Linked DNA regions of Homo sapiens: region 1 is linked to region 2. Evidence: read pairs that join two places in POLR2A ChIA-PET (ENCODE). Cell type or tissue: GM12878. All regions are shown on one strand. Each heading gives the region's core, and the rest is flanking DNA. Links, peaks and the distances in the headings are about the cores only.

Region 1 (12,741 bases), core at 1,575-9,574, 130 kb before region 2:
ATCATATTACTTCACTGAGTTAAAACTCTAGGCTTATGTATCATTCTCAGCTTCATTCTCGAATTATTTTCACTGAAAATAAAAGGTGTTAAAATTATTGCCAGTTTGTAAAAGGAGTGAAATAATTTAAAACAGATGGAAACATTCTTGGTAAGTATAGGAATTGCATCCTTCAGGATTGAGATCCAAAATAAAAACAACTTCGATCATGACAATTTTTTTGCTGCACAAACTAAGAAAATGAGTCTGCCTTGAACCAGAGGAAACTTCTACAGAGCTGGAGCTATATCTCCATGGTTCATTCGGTTCTTAGCCTTCTCTCTGGGCCTGCCAATCAAGACACTTCGGAGAGTGCTTTGCTGGCATATGCAAGCCCCAACTACTTGAAATGAGGCAGATATCGCCAGGGCATTTCAGAGGCCAGACACCAGATGGTAATAATACATTTCAACTATTAGAAGTTTGGATCAGAAAGCTAAAGGTGGAAGTCTTATCTCATTTGTCAAATGATGTAATTCATTATTAAATCAGGACATACCAGTTAACAACTGAAGAATAATTTTGGTTGCTATTTATAATGCACTCACCAGTTCATTTGGCTTGGGTAGCTTATTTAATTGTGTGTTACATTTTACATTTGTTAAATACTTAGGAGGACTAGGAAATGACCCACACAAATCCCAGTTCTGAGTAAATCAAAACTTTTCTTCCTGTGCCAACTCAACATTAACATGTTTCAGTTACATGAAGAAATTACGCATTATTTAAAATACTTGAAAGAGGAGACTACAGGAAACTCTCTAGGTAAATGTAGTGAGCTTTGACAACATGTGTGGGCTTTGGGGGCTGTACGTTTTTAGAATGAAAGTGAACACATATCCAGCTCACAAAAAGAGAGAATGGCCATAAATAAATCAATTAATTGCTTTTTTTTTTTTTTTTTGAGGAGGGTGACAGGGTCTTGCTCTATAGCCCAGGCTGGAGTGCAGTGTCACCATCACAGCTCACTGCAGCCTTGACCTCCTGGGCTCAAGCAATCCTCTCACCTCAGCCTCCCAAGTAGCTGGGACCACAGGCTTATGACACCATGCCTCACTAATTTTTTTATTTTATATACAGATAGTATCTCACTATGTTGCCCAGGCTGGTTTTGAACTCTTGGCCTCAAACAATCCTCCCATCTTGGCCTTCCAAACTGCAGGGATTACAGGCATGAGCCACCACTCCCGGGCCAATTAATTTCTTAAGATACTGATAACAAAAGAAAAAAAATTAGCAGCCTAGGGTATCTACACTGGGAAATCTTAACATAATTCTTACTAAGAAGCAAATGAGCTTAGGCTTTTCTAAAAAAAAATTAATTTTTGTGAGTACATAGTAGGTACCCCATATCTATGGAGTACATGAGATTTATTTATTTATTTATTTATTTATTTTTTAAGATGGAGTCTCACTCTGCCAGGCTGGAGTGCAGTGGCACGATCTCAGCTCACTGCAATCTCTGCCTCCCGGGTTCAAGTGATTCTCCTGCCTCAGCCTCCCGAGTAGCTGGGACTACAGGTGCGTGCCACCATGCCCTGCTAATTTTTGTATTTTTAGAGATGGGGTTTCACCTTGTTGGCCAGGCTGGTCTGATACGGACATACAATGTGTAATAATCATATCATGTAAAAAGAATTTAGTCTTGAAGAACCTTTAAAGAATAAAATCTTGGTAGCTCTGGCATTGACTCAGAAAATAAGAGAATGTAATCAATCTGATACTGAATGTTTTATGGCTGCCATACTATCTGCAAATAGGGTCATTATCATCTTCATCATTAGCAGCATCATCACAGCTAATACATATTAAGCACTTCCAATGTGGCAGGCACTGTTCTAAGAATTTTCTACCTGTCTTAATTCATTTTATCCTCTCAAAAATTCTGTGAGGTAGGTACTCTTATGCCCATTATAAAGATAAGAAAACTGAGGCCATATAAGTTGCAAGAATTATAGAATATTGAAGTTGGAACGAAACTTAGGGCTCACCTTGTTCAACTCCCAATTTATGGATGAGGAAACAGGTACAGAGATGAATGCATTGCTCAGAGTCACATAAGAAGTTAGTGCCTGACCATGAATATTTAGATAAACAAGCAGCATATATTAAATGCTTAATGTATAACATTTAACCCTGACAGTAACACTATGAAACAAATACTATTGTCTCAATTTTGTAGAAAAATGAAGCTCTTAGAGATGTTAAGGGATTGGCCAAATCACTGTCAGGTAAATGAGGGTGTTGGGTTTTGATCTCTGGCCTGTCACTAGACATCATGACAGTATCAGCAGACTGTCTCTCGAAGGCATAGGACTGTCTCCTCTCTGTTGATTTTGCACTGCACGGGACGGCCTCCTACTTACGCTGTAAACAGCTGCATTTTAGTCTTTAGCCTTGTTAGATCTCATGTCAGAGGAAGCAGTTCATGGAACCCTGGAATAATTAAGAAAAAAGCCGAAATGAGTGGCAGCCCCTTTGCTAAGTTCTGAAACACCAAAACAATAAGAGGCCTTCAATTTGTTCTATGTAATCAAATCTGGATGACAATGGAAAAACTCAACCAAATACCTTTATGCTTTCAGATATCCTGATATTTATAATCATGCAAATGTTCTTCATTTCTGCTTTCACTCAGGAATTTTAGGGGCATTTTGCAAACATTGCTACTATATTTGTATAAATACAATAAACCTAGTGATGTAATCTCTTGTTGGAAACTTAAATGCAATTGTCTTGATGTTTTTTCTTCTTCAAATTTTGCCCAGGCCATGACATTTAATATTTCTCATTATACGTATATTATCGTTTTTTAAAAATAGCATCATGGTTTCATTTAACGAAGGGTGAATTTTAAAGATGCCAATTGGTTATTTGTTTTTAGCATATCTTTAAGTTTATATATACTTGGATCAATATATTATACTGCTAGAAATGTCTTTTAAAATGACAAGTGCACATGATATTTACTAGAGAGAAGATATGTATATGTATCTGTATATACACCTTAAGATTTCACATAATTACTAATTTTTAAAGTTACATACATCTAGCACTTGATGCTCTAACTAAGCCACTCAGCTAAATATCACATTTTCTGTGTAAAACAGAAAATTTGAAAAACTAGATTTTCAAGAGCAAAGTAAATTTGGGAGTTGCTTCATTAACATGGAGACGTGATTTAAACTTGTAACTATCCACTAATAAGAGAAAGGTACCCTTTATAGATATTCAGAAGGCTATTATTTTTACTCATCTACTCTGATAATACAATGGATGTTCTAAGACAAGCTGGGGGTGGTAACCAAGGGCTTCATTTATCTGAAATTAGAAGTGCCCATAATGGGTTGGCAGAGCTGTGGGCAGCATTGTGTGTTTCCCAGCTCTCTCTAATTAACCATAGAAAAATGTGAGGAATAGCACCCAAATTATCTAAATTCTCTTTAGGATTTGCTACCTTAAAAACTATTTTCCTTTTGTTACATTCAATATGTATAATTAGGCTTTCAGAAAGTCCTCTGTTTGGAATTCTTTCCTTGCCGACCTGCCACCCAATTGCAAGTTACATCCAGCAGCCATTACTTATGTACTGAAGGTTGTTTCTGAGAAAAGTTTTTTCAATTAATTAATAGAACACATAAGATATACGTATCTTTAAATCCCCAATGTCTACCCCTTCCTCAAAACTCATCTAGCCCACAAAGGCATCTTCCTCTGGTTCATTCTGATTGCCTTTCTTACATTATCTCTTAGGACTTTCTCCTCCGCAGTCCCCACCTTCCATGTCCAGCCACACTGGCCTTTCAGTTCCTCATGGCACAGAGCTTCTCCTTGGCTTAGGGCTTTTGCACTTTCAGTTCTCTCTTTCTGGGGCTCTTTTTCCCTGCTTTTCCTCAGTCAGTTCTCAGCCCAAATGTCAACCCTGCAGATACCTCTACCCTCATCCAATATTACCCTACCTACCTATTTATTGCCTAACAATTACCTTGTTTTATTCTTGCCATTTTTCATGATTTGAAACTGTCTTCTTGGTAAATTTGTTTTCTATCAGTTTCCCAACCAGAATGTGAGGCCCATAGAACCTAAAGGCCTCATCTGCCTTGATCACTCCTATATCTCTAGTCATCAAACTTGGTCTAGCATATGGTTACTTGAAACATTATTTTAAAAATCAATACATACATACATGCATGCATGCATATATACAAACATATCTTTGCTCAAAAACCAACCTTCTAACTAACTTAGAAGTTAGAACACAGATTATCTCAGGGGTACCCTGTGGGAAGGGGTACAAGGGAGCCTTCTGTAATCTTAAAAATATTCTCCATCTTTTTCAGAGTAATGGTTACACTCACACAAATATATGCCAAAATTAACATAATTGTACACTTATGATTTGTTTATATTGGGTACCTACATTTTTAAAAATGCCTTTTTGTCAATTCATCAAGGGCTGATTTACACACATGACGTTTGGTGAGCTTTGTACCAGTGGTGCTTGGGTCAGGCATCCTTAAGCGCCTGGCAAAAATCTGATTGTTGGAAAATAATCATTGCCTTGAAGGACAGATGTAATAACAACAGAACAGGTTGCCTCCCCAAGGCTACATTTTTTTTTAAACACAGGTCTGTTTTGAAATATGCCCCCACCCGTGTCATTATTTAAGATGTTATTTAGCAAAGGGAGTCTCACACATTTCAGTGGCAGTGTCGTGGCCTACACACAGAGCCCAGGAAAAGATAAGAAGGCAGGAGTAAAATATTAACTTAAAAACTCAGAATATTTATTCAACACAATACATCATTGGCACAGCCTCTGCTAGTTGAGGATCCCACAGTAGAGTGCAGGAGAAATGATTATAAAACAATGATAGATAAAATTATAGGGCACTAGAGGGACCTGGAGCATATCAGTTTGCCAGAACAGAAGGTATTGACATATTCATCTACATATACAAGAATGTCAATGGGAAATGACATACTGAGTAAGTAGTTCCTTTATAAAAAATCTTTTTAAAAAAGATACAAAACAAATAATTAACTTCCTAATACATTATACTCACCAGAATCACTGGGAGCAGACTCATCTATATAAGGGGACTTTTCAAGTGGCTGAATATTTTGAGTACAAAGTATTTTAAAATGAGTTTAATTTTCTCCTGTGCAAATCTTTCTAAACAGATCATGGATTTCTTCTTCCTCTTACACAAGGTGTATTGCTATGACACACTAGTCTCTCTGTTGTTTGGGTTTATGAAGCACATGGATGACTGAGTGGGATTATTTCAGCGATGACTCTGTTGTTACCCCAGTAACAGCTAAGTAAACCCACCCTGCTTCGCATCTGCATAATTTTGTTATCTTCTTGTTTGCTGAGAGCAGCCTCCTCTGGATCAGAAATAATATCCTCTACTTGCTCATTTTCTCTTCGATGCTTCCAACTTGCTACCTTATTTTACATATAATTTCTAGGTCAGGGCCTGAATCACTGCACAAACTTAGTGACAACTATTTTACTTTTTTTGTTTTACTACCCTAAACTCAAGGTTCAAACCTATATAAAAGAGGGTCAGATCTACCAGATATCACATCAATAGATAAATTGGGAGTGGGTCAAGTCACTGTTCTCAGGAATTCTAAAAGTTCAAGGACTTAGGTACTAATCAAGAAAAATACATTTTTCCCAAAGTGTTTTATGGCTGACAATGAGAAACAACGCTTCTCCTTTCGGACCATATAGTATGCCAAATTTATATAGCCTATGTTTAAACCAAAATCACTATTCTCTGAAACCCCCTACTATACCTTGCCCATGTACTCTCATTTCTTTAACATTGGAAATTTATGTTTTACCCTAAGAAACCACTGCAAGAGCTTGGGAGGAATTTGGACTTTGATAAGCTCTCTCTGCTATTTTTCTTTTTCATGCCTCCCTCTCTTCTTTTCCCCTTCTCTGTCCCTGCTAGATTGTTAGGAGTTTCTATTTCAGAATCTTATGATTGAAAGGGAATCCCCTAGTTGCTTGAATGAGGAAGTGGAGGCTAAGAGAGGGGACCCAGGTCTCCCGCTAGCTCAGAGTCAGGACTAGCACCTGCACTCTGGGCTGACAGAGCCACCCAGCTTCTGCCTAAAAAGCCTGGATCATCATGCCCCACTCCACAGGCCCTGAGCACAGGCATCCTCTGTGTCCAAAGACAGTGGCTTTTGCGTTTGCCTTTCCCTTCATCGTTTCACACCTTTCCCCTTCAATTTGTATCCTATTCCTAGTTGCCCTAGTGTGCCCATGTCAGTCTGGTCCAAGCTTTGGATCTCTCTGTCTCACTCCCCCTCCAGACCTTCCTATATTATCTCCATTCTATGCTTTGTCAAGATAAATCAGTTTGATCACTAAGCTAGCTGTCACTCTGTAAGGCAATCTAATAAATTAATCTTTCATAAGAAGTTAATGACTGATTAAGAGCTTAGGATAAGAAGAGCCTACCACTTGTAGTTAGCTTGTACGGGAAGATTTCTACAGAGGCAGAGCCTTAACCCCAAGCAGTGACTGTTAAGTGGAGGAATTTCAGTTCTAACCAATTTTGGAGTTGGGGGAGGGTGATGGAAGAAAGTAGGATGGGGGATGATGTTAATGTGGTGCTCTTAAATTGCTAACATTGTATCATAAGCCTACATTTCCCTGTATCTAAGGTGGCAGTTCAGGCATTGGTAATCCTGGACAGTCTTACTGGCTGCTCCTGTATCTGATATTTGTTCATCTTTAAGAAGGTTATCTGTGAGACATCAGTGAGCTTCCTCAGAATAAAGGCCTGACTGGGCATTCCTTGAGCATTCTCTAGAATATAACAAGCATTTCACAGCAGATTGGACTGAAGAAACATGCAGTATCCTTCCATAAACTATGGGCAGGGTTGGTCCTAAGCTAAGCTAGAAAACCATCAAAGTTTGCTTGCATCTTGCTCATCCCCACAGCTGACCTCTCCCTCCCCTCGCGCCCTCTATGCATTCGTATATTCCGTGCCCACCATTCCCTCCTTCCCCTGCACCCTTCTCATCCCCAGGGCTGGATCATTCATGGGATCATTTCTTTCCTGACATATTTTTTGTACAGAAGAAATCTGGTTAAAATAAGAGCCACATGAATATCTTTAAAGGAGAAAAAGAGACCAACTTGTCATAAAGGATCACGTGAAATTTGAAGAATGTGACAAACAGGGAAGAAGGGAGTTCTCAGCCAGCCAGCCCCCATTCAATCTGAGGGACAAAGTGAGCTAGAAATTGTATGTAAAGGGATGCTTCTCAGACTTTAATGAGAATAGAAGTCATCGGGGATCTTATTCACATGGAGTTTCCCAGGCCCTAATTTTGAGGATTTTGATTTTATAAATCTAGGGGGTAGCCCAGGCTTTTAATTGAGCATTGCAAGAGATATTGCTACAAGTGGTCTTTGGAATATATTCCGAGCAACTCTGGAATACAGGGTGACATTTGGTTAGTTGGATGTCTGCATGCTCTGTGTGCCTTGTAAAACCCATGAGGGTAAGCACTTTATCCTTCAATCCTAACAGATGTCATCTTGAATCACAGTATGGCTCTGGCTGATCGGTCCTTCATTACCACTATCACCCTCCACTCCTGAGCCAAAGGATGTATAGTGGGATCAAAAGACTTGTCTACATTAGAATGATTGGATTTGTATCCTATTGACGATTCAACAGACATGCAGATTTTCCCTCCAAATTCTTTTCTTCAACTAATTTTTGGGGACCTATGTATTCTTAACATCACATGAATCATGACACTGCTTAATTTTCCTCCATATACTAATTAAAGCAGATAAGTAGGAAGCAAGAGATCCATCAGAAAGGCAGTTCTAAGTCATTACTCTTTATTAAGACCTAAGGCTATATTCTATTTATTCATCAGAATCCCATAGCAGGTAACCCCTTTAATGTCTTATTTATAGTACCATAAATTTATCTGAGAGAGTGGCATGCCAGTTAATTCATTTTGCACAATTTTATGGGGGGACTTTATTACAATGATTTATATAGAATTTATAGGAAATTAGGCACATCATCTTGACTAAATCCCTAGTTATAAAAAATAGGGAAACCTAAGCCAAAAGACTTAAGGGATATAGTGGATACTTTCCGCCCCCTGGTCTGCAAGACTCCTTTCTTTTGGGAACAGCTTTTTTTTTTTTTTTTTTCCCCATGAGGACCTTCTCCTCTTCAGGTCTAGTCATGACCAAATCAGATCACTCCACCCAAGACCTGCAAGTGGTTCAGGTGCAATGACATGACTAAGGCTGCCTGAGCTATCTGGAAAGAAGGTCTTTTCCTGCTGTGTTGCTTATCTAGGAAGAAGATAATCTGGGAATGCTGCCACCAACCTGCAGAATGTTTGCCTGAAGGGCAAAGTGAAGCAGAGAGATAAGAACAGAGATGGAGAAGGCCTTACCGGGTAATAATATTTGAGCCTCAGGATCTCACTATGTTGAAAGTTAGTCCTTGAGTGATGGTTATGTGAATCAATGAAATCCATTTTTCCTTAAAGTCATTTGAGTTGCAGATTTAACAGAGAGAGTCTTGATTAGTAAGATGGACATGGCTGGTTCTGGAAACTTCATGTACAGTGTCTCCTGGTACCCAGTTCTCCTGCCTGGATATATCAGGTCCCATGCTCTGTGGCAGGAGGTCTTGTGCTTTAGAATACATAAGTAACAATTGCTTTACATGTTAAAAATGCAGAGTCCTGGGCCCACAAAGATTCAGATTCCATGGGGCTGAGTGATAAAGGCCCAAAATTTGCCTTTTATGAAGCTTTTCTGGAATTCTTACGGTGACCTGAGAGGCCTTCTGTTCACTGGCTGTCTCATTTTATTCTAGCCACACCATTCCCATTGATGTCTATAAAAATTCCAGGTATTGGAGCTGTATCTTGGCTGTTCCCTCCATGTGAAAAGCTCTGTCCTCCAGATATCTCCAGGTATTTCCTTCAAACCATGGCAGAAATCTCCCTTTTCAACAAGTCTTACTCTGATGTTCCTATTTAATACAGCATCAGGACAACCCTCACCCCACCTATATCCTTTACCCTATTTTATGTTTTTCCCCCAAACATTTTACCTTTCAAAGTCCTATATAATTTATTACTTACATTTATTGTCTATCCCATTCTTCCTCCAAATCCTCTCCTCCCGCTGGAATGCAAGCTCCAAGAAAGCAGGGAACTTTGATTTGTTCACTGATGTATCTTAAGAATCTTCAGCACATAGCCGGCATTCAATAAATATTTTTGAATGAAAATTTCAGTTCGAAATGATTTTCTGACAATACTCTGAAAAATGCCATATAACCATGAAGCCATTAATTATTTTATTTTCTTAATGTCTCAAAATGCAGATTACCAAATTTTCTTTCCCTTTGAAACTGAGAAGTGATAAGAAGGATGCATGATGAAAAGAAAGTTCCTACTTCCTTGCTGATGCTCCATATGGGTGCCAGGCTGGGGCAGCTGTGCCCCACCCAGCCTCACTTCCCATAGAGTTTCTTAGAGCTGCATGCCCAGTTTTCTACCAGTACTAGTTTTGTCTTCGGGGGCTTTCTGGGAAGAGTTTTCTGATTACTCTATTGCCCTTACATGCAAGCAACTGGACATTGACTAAATATGGATAGCATGTTTGGTATATAGACATAAAATATGGGTTATAAAGGAGATTCACTTAGAGAAGAAAAGCCATGCAGCCTTTTGGAGAGAAACCCCCAATCAATAGGCCATTGGGACTGAACACAGGAATAATCAATCACAATAGACAATGCTTTCTGAGTCCTATGTAGGTCAGGCTCTGGAGTGGCTGGTGCTGATTTGCTCCAGATCTGCAGTGGCTCCCCCTCCACTCGGGAGGCTGAGGTGGGAGGATTGCTTGAGCCTGAAAGGGAGAGGCTGCAGTGAGCCAAGATCATGCCACTGCACTCCAGCCTGGGTGATGGAGCAAGAACCTGTCACCAGAAAAAAAAAAAAAAAAAAAAAAAGGATTCTTCCCAGCAGAGAGGATGTCACCTAGTTACACATATTCATAATATTTTTACTTTACTTCAACTCAACGCAGGCTATCTTCTTTCCATCCTCATGACTCTGAAACAAAGTAATTATTTAAAATTTGTCAAATTGTGACTAAAACTCTTTTCAGGGATCCTCTTTGAAGGTGGGATCAAATCATCAAAATAGATGTATATCTGCCTGGTTTTCCTTAAAAAATATTTTAACTAACTACCGGAGTATCTTAATATTCCCATTATTCTCTTTAATCTAGTCTTTTAAAGAGGTATTTAAGGTTTCAACTAACATTCATTCTAGTGAAGCAAAACGCTGCCTGCTACTTGCCTTTGCTTAGTTTCTGGGAGCTTGGGCAGCTGCTGTTGTGCTTGTTGAAGGGAAATTGGATTCTTAAAGAAACTGCTTAATCTTCTCTATTAAGCAATTAAATAAAACGCTCTCTGGGAGTATGTAGCAGGTGGGTTTGAAAGTGAAAAAAATTTCAAAAATCACATTTTGTGTGTTAAATGGATGTTTAAAATGCAACTGCATACATTGAAAAGAAAATGATGATTGGGACAGTTTTTTAAATTAAAGGCTTCAAGTTAAGTTTAAAAAGGTTGGATATTAAAGAACCTATACAATGAAAGAAGAAGTTGCTTAAGTGGAAGTAGGCCCTGAATTTAAATGAGATCAACCTAAGAGAAGGACAAAGTGAAACTTAGGCCAAATTGTTCAGATTTTTCTCCTCTGAGAAAAAAATCGGTTAAAAAATGTATCACCGCTTTATTTTGCTGAGTTGCCCTTCACGGCACCGTCGCCATTGCATAGGGACCTCAAAAATACACTGATTGTGGGTCAGAATGAAAAACAAAACAAAACAAAACAAAAACGAAACCAGCAGCGCTATTCTCGCAGGCATTAAGGGGCTGCCCTTCCTTTGTAATGCACTCATTTTTAATGAAAAGAGAAGGGGATATTTTATATGTCCTCACATTTGGTCCCTTTCCGCGAAATTTGAAACTGGAGACACAAAACATTCCGCAGTTGCTGGTGAAATACCTGCTTTAAAAGCAGAACCACAGTTATTGTCTTTGGCCCGGAATTCCAGAGACTCATTTCCACCCCTCCCACGGAGTCACCTGCTCAGGGGGAACCCCGGCCAGAAAGCCGGGTCGCGCCAGGTCAAATCTTGCGCGTCTCTTGTTTACTCCGCCCCGGGCAGGGCGGCGGCGCGGCCAGGGGGTGGGGAGGACCGCTGGGGCCCGCGGCGTCCTGGGCGCTCGGCTCTGCTCCGCAGGGTGCGGGGGCTGGGGCGCCCGCGAGGTGCTGCGCGCGGTCCCCGCTGGGGGGGAGACCACCCGGAGGAGGCGCTCCGGGACCCGGCCCCCCTCCCCAGCAGTCACTCGTCGCGCTCGGGCACCGTGGCACCCTAGGAACCTCCCCCGAGGGTGCACACCAGTCCACATAGGCAGGGTAACGGCCCGAGAGAGCCCCGGTGTCCCCCGGGTGTCGCCCGGCCGGGGAGGAAGCCCAGAGCTTCGGCTCCCACTCGCCTGGGATTCCCCCGCCTCCCGGCCCCGCTCTCCCAGGGTTGGTTGTGATTTCAACTCCGGTCCCTTCCGTGGAGAGGGAAGCGCACAGGCTGAAGGTGGCAGCTCGCCCCGAGGTTCCAGCGCGGCCCACCAGGAAACCGGCAGCTGCTCTTCGCGCCGCTGCCCACACCTATTTGAATCCCCTGGCGAGGGCGGGCCGCGGTCCCCGAACTGGGGGTGCCGGGGGCACCCTGGTGAGTGACCTCAGGGAAGGTAATCCGGGCGTTTCGAGCACGTGAATAGTTCGCGCGCCCGCAGGGGCACGGAAAGTGCTAGTAAAACCCTACAAAGCTCCAGAAACCCAGCCGGGAGCCACAGTCTGATTTTGCTTTTCTTGACCGATAACATAATTGTGAGTAGAGGCAGGGGGCGAGGAGAGGCCAGGGATCCGGAGTACTGGTTCCAAATCTAAGGGCACTACTAATTATACAATTCCGTTCGTCAGGAAGGCAGACAACGATTCTCTGGGAAATGGGGAAGGGGTGGGGACGGAGGACGTTTCCACATCCTTAAAGGAAATTCTCAGGCTCCTAGAGATGCCCAAGTTTTTTTGCATGACAAGTAGAGACCAGCTCTCCGGGGAGTTCCCCGCTCCGACCGAGCGAGTGCGCGGCCGCGATCTCCCCGCCCGCAGCGGCAGCCGTGGGGCCCGGCCCTGCCCTCCCGACCGCCTCCCTCCCCCGTCGCCCCGCGCGCCGCACATCCCTCTCTCGCTCACTGGCTCCAGACTGGTTTTTCTGGTTCAGCCTCCCTCCCTGGGACGCGCTGGGGGATCCGATGACGTCGTTGGCTGAGTCTCTCCCTCTTCCTCCCTCCCTCCCTCCGCCTCTCCCCCCGTCCGCCCTCGCCGCGCACTCCTCCTAGTAACTTCTGTTCGGGGAGGCGCTGCCAGGAATAACCCGGTGCGTCCACAGCCCGGGAGGGGAGGCGGCCGCTGCGGCTCCCGCACGCAGACAGCTGCGGCCCGGGCCTCGCGGCTCCCGCCTGAGCCCGGCGGCCCCTGCCCCGGGCCCATCTCCGTACAGTGTCAGAAAAATAAATAAAGGCAAGAGGAGCCTGGGCTGGC
Region 2 (12,741 bases), core at 2,098-10,097:
AAACCTGAGTGTAGTGATATGTCCCTTCCCAGGTAATAATTTATCCTTTATTAAAGGACAAGCTTGGTTTAAGAGTCTTGATGTAAGTTTTTATTCTTAAGCTATTTAAACATACACATAGCGGAAATTTCTCCTAAACCAAGAATTATGTAATAAGATATATTTTATTTTAACGAGCTTAGATACTTTTCAGATATTGAAAATAAATTTCTAAATCAGATATATGATATTTGTGTTTTCTGAAGAAACATGATTGGTCTGTTTAGCGTGGAAGATCTGTTCACTTAGGATTTTACTTAGAATATAGAAGCAAACTAGTGGATGAAGATAATTAATTCATTTATTTGAAGATATTTATTGCTTTATTTTAAATTTATTAAATTATAATCATTTATTATTTTTATTTTACATATGCCCTTTTTATGTGCATATGTTTGAAGCATGTTGAAAGTCTGCTGAAAAAATTAAAACAATTTTATTTTAAGGTTGGCACCTTAAATTAATTAATTAAATTCATTATTGGCACTTTAATTATTCTTTAGAACAGATGCAATTAGTTAACATTTTCTGGAGAACACATTTTTAAATCTTTTTAACTCACGATAGCATTTTTAGTCACACTCTCTGAGATGCCTTAGAGAATTAAGTTTGGAAATGTTCTGTACAATTTCTGTAATGTCTATTAAAATCAGATATGTTTGACCTTACACATTTTTATAATAATGTATAAAATATAAGAATGATTCTTGATAGCTTAATGATTTCTAAGTTTTATTTTCTAATATTATCAAAACCTTAATAAGAGATTTCTAAATTGAATAATATCAATATCATGGCAACAATGTGAGTGGTTAGCTGTGGTGGGAGGGCTCAGTGATTAACTGGAAAGGTCATTGGTTGAAACATCAGGAAACTGAGGTTCTTGCTCTGAATTTCATAGAATAGCTTGCAGAGCTTGGGCAAGCAACTCAACCCTTCACTGTTTCACCACTCAGCCTCGTGCTTTTGGGGGTATGTGATGTGTGTGTGTGTGTGTGTGTGTGTGTAATTGGACTTTAGTATGTGTCTGCAAAACCTCTAAAATTATTTCTCTATTTAAAACATGAAAATCAAGACCCCATAGAGATCTTTAAACAAATACTGATATGGATTACTGTGGGAGTCAGTCCCTTAATCCAGATGTCTAGGAAATATCCTTCCTCTAAGCTTCTAAGTGTGAAGGGCAGGCTCCATGGAAAATGTTCATTGTGCTCATGTAAATTGTTAGGAAGAAAAAAACTTGCTACAAGATTTGTCCAATAAGTTTAAGAAATGGATCATGAGCAAAAATGTGAAAAGGCACTTTCTGAATCTTCCTTCATTCTCTCTGGCCTCTGTGGCCATTCTTCCTCCTACTTGACCTGAATTTTAGTGTCGGGTAGGGAAATGCCTTCTACCAGCTCCAGAGGTGTGAACTATAAATGTATGGACTTTATTGGTTTCAAATTGCAGAACCACCCCTCCCTCACCCCTAAGATGTGTTATCACTCACTGGTATTCAGCTATGGTTTTGTAGCTGGCTGAGATGGGGCAGAAGATTTCCAAGTTGGTCAATTAAGGGTGTAACTGTTGCCTCCCTAGCCTCTGGGACTGGATCTGAGCCATTGTGTTACACGGCTACGAGGTATTAGGCATAAACTTTGTGAGATTCTGAAGAAGAGTGGAAGCAAAAAACCTGATGGAACTGCTTTGGTGACAGTCTTGAAGGAGAATTGGTTATAAGCCAAGCTTGATTTGGACCTTACGAACACACAGCTGGGGAGGGTCATTGCTGCCAGTATTTATGGGGCCTCTGGGGCAAGAGTTCAAATGGAGGCCCACAAAGATTCTTCATTTGGTCAGTGATAAAATCTTTATTTGCACAGAACATGAAGTTGCAGGGATTTCATCTGACCAGTTCACGTTGTGGATTTGACTAGAATAATTTTCTGGCTCATTTTTATTGTTTTGAACAGTAATTAAATCTTTATTAAATAAATAATTTCTAATGTCCTGTTAGTGAATTTTATATGGGTCATGCTTGACAAGTCTGCTTACTTTCATTATTTGCAGCTTTAAAATTTAAACAGACTGACTCTTTTCAGATTTTCTACTGCTTCTTAAAAATCTCTGCTTTTTAAGTTTTTGAACTCCAAAAAAGCAATTATATATACTAAGGTGTCAACATGTACTAATTCTCGGGACCTAAAGGATTTAAGCATGTAATGTAATTGTATTCAACATATACAAAATATTAGTATATTTTCATCATATATGTAAATTAGAATAAGTATAAAAATGTTTTAAATTAAGCTATTTAAAAAAAGGATTTTTCTTACAAAATATCCAAAATCACATGTTAAAACTGAAAGGTAAATAAATCTATATTAAAATGAATGAATAAAACATTTAAAATTCAAAATTATTTAAATGCTGCTGAAGCTTTTTAATATTTTTTTGAAATTGAATTAAATCCTCAGCTGTTTTTACAGAAGCAAAACTATTCACAAGTTTGTTTTTAGTGTCCATTTTAGTTGCTAATGTAAAGAATTGGCATCATGCTTCATACAGGTTACATCTTTACAAATTTAAGAATAAGAATTGTTTAATTGCGAAACACTCTTCAAGTGCCATGTGCAATTGTTCCAAATGCTGCTCTAATTATTAACGATTCTAGAACCACTGATCAGAGCACGAAGAGAAACCAGGAAAGGGATGCTTGGCATGGTTACACTTGTTATGCGAGAATCTGTTGCGTCCACACCATCTGAGAGAAATGACTCTTAAGTCTTTTCTTTTACCTAAGCATTAATGCTGCTTGAATCTTCTCTGCTTTGGAAATGATGTCTAACTCCACACTGCAATGTCACAATCCACGAACCTTCAGGGCATTCCAACTCAGTCACTCTTTGACTGGTGCAAAGAGATTGGGCAAGAGAAGCATTTCCCTCGGGGCTTAAACCGTTGTCGCGGGGTTTAGGGTTACAGGACATCTGGATGCCTATGATAAAGGTGCTGTGGATTTTTCAGTGAATTTATTTGTGCTTGTTTGTGATATGCAGGCTTTCTAAAGTGTGGGACCCATGACAAGGACCCCTCTTTCCTGGAAGTATGGACTCTGCTGTCTGTGGGGGCAACTGGGCATTAGGATTCTTACTGAGGGCGCCATCTGCAGAGGCGGCAGAGGGGTTCCTTCCTGAGGACGCTAGGGGGAGCTGGTGCAGGAAAGAAGCCATGGCAGATGGTGTTGTGACTGGCTGTCAGACTGCCTGTGGGCTCTTGTAAGTCTCCCTTGCTGGAATCCTAGATATACTTAGTTGGGACTTTTTAAGGGGACTGGAGGTCCTGTGTGAGCAGGTGGGGCTGGAACAGGAGCTGTGGTTAATTGGTGTTAATGTCACTTCTTATGTATTTGCCTGTAGGCTGGTAGGGCTTGATAGTGTTTGGGTAACTCATTTCCAAGTCAATAAGTGTTCCTTCCCTCACTTGGAGAGGGATGAGGAAAGACACTTCTATCCTGTAAATCTGTTTTTCTCCACACAGTTGGAAAGAATAGGAATTGCTTTATTTCTCTTTGTGAATCTTCTCTGTGGAGGGAGCCAGGGACACAATGCAATCATTGATCTGAGATAATGGAATTATAAAGGGATTTATTATTTACCTAGGCTGGGGCTCTTAACCACAAATGGACAGAATTCAGAAAATTTGGTTGAGAAAAAAACTGTTTCATTAATCTCTAACTGAAGTTTAGCACTTCCTTCATTATTCATGTAAGCAACAAATGACAGTAGTTTCAGCAGTGTCAGTGATGTTGTCACCAATAGAAATCACAGACAGTTTCATATCACATTACCATTGTGATTCATATCTCAAAGTGTCTTTATGATTATGACTACTCCGAATTATGGTGAATATTAGACCTGCACTATATCTTGTTTTTAATTATTAATAAAGAATTATGTATATTACTATCAACAAGTTTGCTTTGAAAGTTATTTTGAGATACCTATATTCATGGTAATTGGTTTCCTTTGTAATCCAGTGTAGTTTAAAACATTCTGCTAAGAATGAGCCCACAGGCTTCATCAGACTGCCAAGGAGGTCATGGCAGCCAAAAGACTCAAAAGGTCTGATGTAGACGAAATCCTGTGTTTTACTGCAGATTAAGGCTTTAGAGTGTGAGAGTTACTTAAGGTCATATGGTGGAGCCGGAATTAAAAGTAGCGTCTTTCCTGCACTGTGTGGCCTCCTGGCACCTCAACCCTGGTCTTAGTGCCAAGGGAATGAGTGCCTTTGGCTTCTTTGATGAGTACTTTGATTATGACGAAGTCCAAGCCAGCTTCTGTCTTTGTTTGCACTTTGCTGGTCTGTGGTGGCTTTCTCCCCACCCCTGCTTTCCAGGCCTGGAGGTGGTGGTGAGGTGTGGTCATCTCCAGCCATGCCTGCCTCTATGTCCCATGGCATCACAAGGCATGCTGTCCTGTGACAGCTAGGGGATAGTCAACAGAAACAATAGAATATTTAGCCTTGATTGCTTGACCTAGTTTTGGTGGTGGTGTTTCAAGCAATGTGAGTATTATCAGGGGAAATCTTTCAGCCAACCCAGTGGGCTTTGTTAAATTAATTTAGGAACTCGTGTCACATTATTTCCTCCTCACTATTAGGCTAATAGATACCTGAAATATCAACAGAAAAATATACAGTTAACAGCTAGCATTTAGAGTTCACTTCCTCGTGCCATTTTTAAATGCTGTATAATTCTGTTAACAATATTATTTGTATCCCCATTTTCTGGATGAAAAGACTGAGGCACGGAGAGGTTAGGTAACTTGCCTGAATATTTGTATGTCTGGCAAGTGGCAGAGATGGGACTGAAAGCAAGTATTCTGGCTCCATGGTCCATGATCTGGGCCACTATGCTACATGTCCAGTTATTACTTTAATGCTTTAAGCCATAGTTGTCCAATCTGTCTTTCTTTGGTTCGGGGTTAGACTACGAATGAGTGTATCTGGGATGAAGAGCCTTTGGATTTTTTTTTTTTTTAAATGTAGTCCTAGGAGGAACTCTTCCCAGTCTGCTGGAGCTGTCTCTGAAAGGTACTATGTCATTTGGTTCAAAGTCTGTTCGGCTTTAATCCCTTGCTTGTATATATTCAGGCAATATGGGGAAGGAAAAATATGTTCATACCCAAAAAGTTTAGTAATGCTGCAAAATGCTAGATTTGGATTGACTCTGGCTCCATTTCAAGGACATGACAGTGCCTTGATCTTTGCTTTTGAAGCCTTCTTGTCAGCAACATTGGCAAGTACACCTTTGAAAATTTATATCTGAATTCTTGTGTTTTGAAAAAAAAAATGTTTGTTAGTGTTTCTCTTCTTGAACACTGGTTGATGCTTTGCCAACTAGTTAAAAGTCTGCAAATCTGAGTGCTGGCTGAGAAGCTAAGCTTGCTATAACTAGTTATCCCCAGATGGCCAGATTCTGTTATGTACCACTTTTATAGATGCTCAGTGGTTGCCTACATGGGGTTATGAGGTGTACTGTTCCACTTGTTTTTGCCAGGCATGCACAGTACATTATTTGATAGGCTGGGACAGATGGTATAGCTCAAATGAAAATGATGAGGGAGAAAAGAAAGTGAAAAAAAAATAGAAAAAGGGCATTTGATTTTCTAATTCACATTTCGGAAGTGAATTTTAGCGTCTGTGATTGACTAATAAATGCAGTGTTGCTGTAAGACTTGAATTCATGAACGTCTGTTTAAACAGCTATAACTGAGTAATCAGCAGGAAGCAACCTTTTCCTTCGTGGATGCTGTCCCAAACTTCATGGGGTCTCCTCCAGATCTGAAAATGTTTGGGCCATTGAAAGACATCAAAAATAGATCTGGATATTTCAGAGTATGATATACCACCACCAATACCAACCAAAACAGAAAAATCCCAATTATATTTTTAAACTGGAAGAGAGGGAGGGGAGGTGGTGAGGATACAGAGAGAGAGAGAGAGAGAGAGAGAAGAGAGAGCGAGCCTGGTAAAGTAGTGGTGATAAGGACAATTAATCAGTCTTCGTACAGCTGCTTCCTGACATTTCTGCAAATTGTTGTGGAAAAATTAATGAAGGTTAGATCAGTAATAGTTTCAAGCTTGGCCAGTGGAAAGTATGACAATGTTTCCATCAGCAATTAAATCGGGCTGCTTTCTTTTTTCTATAGGGGAAGTGGTATGATGTATGTTCCCCACAGGAAATGGAAAACGGCAGCTGAACTGTGTGTGAGCCCAGGTATGGAGGAGCATTTGGGAGTGCTCCAGCCGCCTCTCCTTGATTAGCACCACAGATTTGCATTTTTCTGCTGAAAGGATTTTGCTATACAACACGCCGAAATCCTTCCTTTAACAGAGAGTGAGAATCTTGGGATTTTATTGCACGGACATGGATGTACTGTGGATCTAAGCTTTGGGAGCCAGAAAGTGGAACTTATGACAAACAGAAAGTGAAACTCACCTATCTAATTTTATTTTTCAAGCTGAAGGTAGTTCAGTACAGGCCCTGTTCACATCCTGTGTAACCCTATGGGATTTTCCCCAGTATTAGTTAAAAATTTTCCCATAGGGTCACACAGGATGTGAATTAAAGTAAACACTTAACAAGCATGATGAAAAGGAAATTAGCTTTCTAAATGGTCCTTTCACTGTTAACATCCTGAATAGTTATTAGAAACATGGGAAAGGGTCACTTCGGTGTCTCCTTATCAAGTTGTTACCTTATAGTAGAATATATGAATCTTCTTCCCTGTTATATATGAAATGGATTTCCTTGTATGTGAAACTTAAATTTACAAAAGTATTTTTCCTTTTGGAAAACATTAAAAAGCTTAGCAGAAGTTTGTAGATTCTTGCTTCATAGCCTTTTCTGGGGTAGAGGTTTATAAACCCCTTTAAGATTCATAAAAGCTCCTGACTCTTTTCCCCAGGAAAATGCACATAGACACAACATTTTGCAACATTTTTGAAGTTTTGCATATCTCTTACATAGACCTTGAACCCCAAGCATTTTTCTTTTTTTCCCCTTTTTTCTTTTTTTAAAATTTGAGACAGGGTCTCACTCTGTTGCCCAGCCTGAAGAGCAGTGGAGTGATCATAGCTCATTGCATCCTGGGCTCAAGCAACCCTCCTGCCTCAGCCTCCCAAGTGGCTGGGACTACAGGTGCACACCACCATGCCCAGCTAATTTTTTCCTTCCTTCCTTCCCTCCTTCCCGCCCTCCCTCCCTCTCTCCCTTCTTCCCTGCCTCCCTTCTTTCCCTCCCTCCCTCCCTCCTTTCCTTTCTTCTGTCCTTCCTTCCTGACAGGTTCTTGCTATATTTCCCTGGCTGATCTTGAACTCCTGGCTTTAAGCAGTCCTCCTGTCTCGGCTGCCCAAAGTGTTGGGATTACAGGCTTGACCCACCTTGCCTGGTTCCTGGGCATTTTTTAATGGACTGGGTTTTAAAAGCTTTTTTTTTCTTTTCTTTTTCTTTTCTTTTTCTTTCTTTCTTTCTTTCTTTCTTTCTTTCTTTCTTTCTTTCTTTCTTTCTTTCTTTTCTTTCTTTCTTTTCTTTCTTTCTTTCTTTCTTTCTTTCTTGTCTCTCTCTCTTTCTTTTTTTTTTTGACAGAGTTTTACTCTGTCCCCCAGGCTAGAATGCAGTTGTGCAATCTTGACTCACTGCATCCTCCACCTCCTGGGTTCAAGAGATTCCCAGGCCTCACCCACCCAAGTAGCTGGGATTACAGGCATATGCCACCACGCCTGGCTAATTTTTTGTGGAGACGAAGCTTCATAATGTTGCCCAGGCTAGTCTTGAACTCCTGACCTCAAGTGATCCACCCGCTTTGGCCTCCCAAAGTGCTGGGATTACAGGCGTGAGCCACCGTGCCCGGCTTTAAAAGCGTTGTATGGGCAGATAGAAACTTACAGCTACAACCATAAACTGTTAATCATTATAAGTAAATATTTCGTAAGAGGTAATTTTTAGGAAACTTTAAGTGCAATAAAGATTATTTCACTTTTCCACCTAAAGAAGGCTTCCTTGCCTTTAGAAGGGAGCTTGTACATTGGACAAAACATACAAAGCTGTGTTTGAAGCTGGCTGTGTGGCATTCTAGCAGGTGACTTTAGTTGTCCTGCCTCAGATTCACCATGTCTAAAATGGTGGCAACAATGAGGTAATTTGTCACCTGTGTCTGGCAAATAATACATGCTTCATACACATCCCTTCCTTCCTCCTTTGAGATTTAGTTTATTTTTATTTTACTTGTTTTTTTTTTTTTTGAGACAGAGTCTCACTCTGTTGACCAGGCTGGAGTGCAGTGGCGTGATCTTGGCTCACTGCAACCTCCGCCTCCCAGGTTCAAGTGATTCTCCTGCCTCAGCCTCCCGGGTAGCTGGGATTACAGGCATGTGCCACCAGGCCCAGCTAATTTTTGTATTTTTAGTAGAGATGTTGGCCAGGCTGGTCTTGAACTCCTGACCTCAGGCTATCCCCCTGCTTCAGCCTCCCAAAGCGTTGGGAATTGCAGGTGTGAGCCATCCTACCCAGCCAAGATCTACTTTAAGTGTCACTTTCTTGCGCATCATTTTACAATTCTTCAAGGCAGATTCTTATCTTCACTTCCTACTTGGTGTTCTTCCGTTGCCTTGTCAATTTCTTTACTCTTAAAAATTGTGCTGTCATTCATTATTTACATCTCAGAGTGTGAACTTTGAGGATCTTGTACTTATTAGTAATGTTATATTTATCTCCATGCAAGTTGTGTCCAGCATAGTACATAAGACACATGGGCATTTCCTGCTTATTAAATTAGTAATAATAGTCCAATGCTTATTTGAAATGAAATAACTTAGATTTGGCATTGTGATTGTCACTTCATGGTGTATATGTGACTGCTGGTCGTCTCCAAATGAGATCAAATGATCAGCATACAGCCAAAGTGAAATTTAGTGAGAGAACAGAGCCTAGAACTGAAAGTGTGTTTTTTCTAGCATTGGCTACAACCATAGAGTATTCTAAGCTGGAGCCACAGTATTTTAGCCAGAGCTTTCAGTCAGGTTAATTACCAAGTAATTTTTTAAGAAGGTACTATTACATTTCTAAAATATATAGACCTAATCTCTGAGACTCAGAGAAGAAAATTTGGGCCCTCCAACCTTAGTTTGTATTTTAGTCTTTAGAATCCAGGATCAAAGGATAGCTTGAAGAACATACCTATCTGCCTTATTTTGTATTGTTTCTTAAGTCCTCTCATGCCCTTGCTAATACAGTTCAAGTCGAGTTGAACAAAAGTGTGTCCTGTCCTCAAGGAGCTGTCATTCTTCAACACCCACTCCTCCCCACTTTGAGAGAGAGAGATAGCGTGTTTGTGTGTATATGTATATGTACACACACACACACACACACACACACCCTCTGGTGCTATTACAAACATTTTTATAGGGAACTTAAATAAAAATTCATATAGAACCAGAATCTATCTTAGTATTTGAACAACTCATTGGCAGTAAACTCAGTTCCTTCTGTACAGGATTAATGGTTTCCAAGCTGTAAATTATGATTTAGAGCCTTGTGCATTAAGATTGACTTTGAGCCAGGGGAGGCTTGGAAGAGGACAATGTATAGTTTGCTTTAGGAGGTCTTGGAGCACATTTGTGTGGGGAAAACAGCAGTGAGTTAGAGTGAAGAACGAGAAATGCCAGACGCAGGGGATGGTATCTGGTAGTCTATGTGTCCTGTTGTGCAGAGTGCTAGGAAATCCAAAGCGACTTCAGAAGTAGAACTGTGGATTCTTAGCGGTGCTAATAGTGTGAGTTGAGTGATGAGGAGGTGGTCGTAGTTGAAATAGGATAGGATAACAGAGCTCGTGACCATGAGAAGTAGACAAAGAGATGAATTAAGGAAATATAAGGAAGGAAAAAATATATTCTGGAAATGGGCTGAACTGGGGGCAAAGAACAGTAGGGTTGAAGATTTTGCTAAATAAATCATTGGCTGTGAACTCTTGGCTCTCGTGAGATGCATGACCATTCCCTTGCTCAGGCATTTCCACCTCCTGGAAAGCCTTGTCTTTGCCTGTCAGAATATTCAAGCCCTAATTTAACTTCTACCAGCTGCATAAATATTTGTTTCATGACATTAGCTCATAGCAATCTCTTTTTTACTGCACTCATGTACTACTATTATAAATGTAGTAGCACTTAATTGATGTTTAGAGCTATAATTTAAATTTTCACCTGCATGCTTTGTGTCTCCAATAAGGTTCCAAATTTGTATAGAATTGGGTAGTGTAAAAAAAAATCCTCTCTATTGTCCAATACAAAGTTATGTGTATAGCAAGAACTTGGTATGTTATCAAGAGTTTTAAAGGATATTGAGTTTCTATTATGTCCCCAAAACTTTACCAGATGGCACAAAAGAAGGGAATTATAAGACGCAGTTCTTATTCTTAAAGTACAGATAATCAAGTTGGATATTTTGTGCAGAAGACTAGCAATTTGTGATTCAAGAAAGACTCTTGTGGAGTCATCTAAATTATCTAGAATTAAACAAGACCATGCATGTGAAACGCTTAGCACAATGCCTGACAGATAATGAGTACTCCATAATCACTTAAGAGGATCACAGTTATCATTATTAATATTAATGTAATAAGTTGACTAGGCTTCCTGAGCCACCATGCCCAGCTTGAAATTCATAAAGATTAATCTATGTTAGAAATGTCAAGTTCTTTACCTTTTGTTTTAATGGAATCTGGTTTTAACATCTCAGTCTCCCTGGAATTATTCATGTAAAAGGCCTCAATGATCTATCAATTGGCAATTTCAGTAGACATTTAAAATTTTCTCATTTAATGTGACTTTTCTATTGTGTTTGAACTTTCTCCTCCTTGAAATATTCTACTCCCTTGGATTTCTTGACTCCAATTGCCCCTGGTTTCTCTGCTACTTGCCCGATTACTCCTCAGTCTCCATCATTGATTCTGTCCCCCAATCAGCCTTATTAAATGTTGCAGTGCGGTGTTCTGTCAGAGGGCTTTGCTGTAGTTTGAATGTGTCCCCCCCAAAGAGCAAGTATTGGAAACTTAATCCCCAGTGCAACAGTGTTGAGACCTAAGGAGAGGTGATTAGGCCACGCCTTCATGAATGGATTAATGCTGTTATTGAGAAAGTGGGTTTGTTATCTTGGGAGTGAGCTCCTTATAAAAGGATTAGTTAGCCCCCTTTGTCCCTCTCTTGTGCGGTCTCTTGTCTGTCTTTGCCCTTCCACCATGGGCTGTTGCAGCAAGAAGGCCATGGCTTGATCTTAGACTTCCTAGTTTCCAGAACCATGAGCAAAAAATTTCTGCTTGTTATAAATTACCCAGTCTGTGGTATTCTGTTATAGTAGAACAAAATGAACTAAGCAAGACTTTCTCATTTCCCTTGTTACTCCATATACTTTGCAAAGACTGAGTGTTTTATCTACTTTGATTTCTTTGACTACTATTCTGTAGTAGAAGCTCTAGTTTCCTACTTCTATACACTATATACTAGATATCTCTGCATAAATAGCCCAAAGAAACTTCAAATTAGACATGTTTACAATCATACTTTTCCCTCAAGACTTGTTTGTCCTACCTTCTTTCCATGCAAAGCCCCACTATCACTATAGACATCCAAGCTAGAACCTTGGACTCACCCTTCACTCCTTTCTCACCTTCTCATCACACTGACACATATAACCGATTCCCAAATTCTGTCAATTCTTCTTCTTAAATATCTCTGTAATCAGCCTCCTCCAACCCACCACCTCTGCCCAATTCAGTTCTTCATCATATCTCCCTGAACTATTGCAGTCAACTCTTGACTGATGTCCTTGCCCGAAGTCTCCACTCAACTCCCCACCATTCTCCACACTGGTTCCAAAGTTGTTTCTCTAAAAGACAAATCTAATCATGTCATTCCCAAACTTAGAAATTTTTGATGACTTCCCAGTGCTTTAGGGTATACATTAGTAATACCAACATTTATTTATTCCCAGAATATACCTGGTTTCTTTATGCTTTGGTGCATTTACAGTTGCTATTTCCTCTGCCTCTGATGTCACATTTCAATTTCTCTATTAGATGAACTTCTGCACATGTTTCAAGACATAAAAGATCATCTCCAGTATGAAGTTTTTCTTACTGTGTTCCCATATCCCTCTCACCAGCACACTTAGTCATCTCCTTGCTTCTGCTTGCTAGTGCTTTGTCCATATTTGACCATAGATCTGGTGTAAAATTATTTTTCACCTGTCTAGCTCTAGACCATAGACTCTGAGGGCTATGTCTTATTCATCATTATATTTGCAGTGACCAGCATGGATCTGCTAGAAAGTCAATAAAATGATAGAGGAAAGATTGTAAAGAGAAGCCAAATATATTAAAAAACATCTGAGGCCAGGCATGGTGGCTCATGCCTGTAATCCCAGCACTTTGGGAGGCTGAGGCAGAAGGATCCTTTGAGTCCAGGAGTCGAGACCAGCCCGGGCAATACAGTGAGACCTTGTCTCTACAAAAAAATAAAAAATTCTGGGGCATGTACCTATAGTCCCAGCTACTCAGGAGGCTGAGGTGGGAAGATTGCTTGAGTCCTTGAAAGTTGAGGCTGCAATGAGCCATAATTGTGCCACTGTACTCTAGCCTGGGTGACAGAGCAAGATCATGTCTC

Evidence for each region. ChIA-PET counts read pairs that join two places held together with the same protein. Peaks named below come from ENCODE experiments on the same cell type or tissue, not always from the same donor. Only the 100,000 strongest peaks of a DNase experiment are listed, where the experiment ranks them.
Region 1: POLR2A ChIA-PET joins it to region 2 with 10 read pairs; 6 of 35 experiments call an interaction of 5 or more read pairs at or near these places.

Annotation. Positions count from the first base shown.
Region 1 is chr6:142,946,153-142,958,893 of GRCh38, reverse strand. HIVEP2-DT (HIVEP2 divergent transcript) reads right to left here and starts at 12,405. Exons shown (of 3, transcript XR_001744397.3): 1 at 9,202-12,405; 2 at 8,503-8,746; 3 at 1-2,475. RefSeq lists an enhancer at 11,139-11,188 and silencers at 11,229-11,638, 12,219-12,438, 12,489-12,741. In GM12878, for the core only: a CTCF peak has its summit at 6,180; no DNase peak of the experiment used is centred there.
Region 2 is chr6:142,813,593-142,826,333 of GRCh38, reverse strand. All of the region lies in intron 2 of HIVEP2 (HIVEP zinc finger 2), which reads left to right. Among named protein-coding and RNA genes, the nearest start is that of HIVEP2, 130 kb to the left of the region's middle. RefSeq lists an enhancer at 6,159-6,628. In GM12878, for the core only: a CTCF peak has its summit at 3,196 (motif pointing right); DNase peaks (open chromatin) are centred at 3,825, 5,637, 6,263 and 6,433; H3K4me3 peaks cover 1,426 bases; H3K27ac peaks cover 4,492 bases.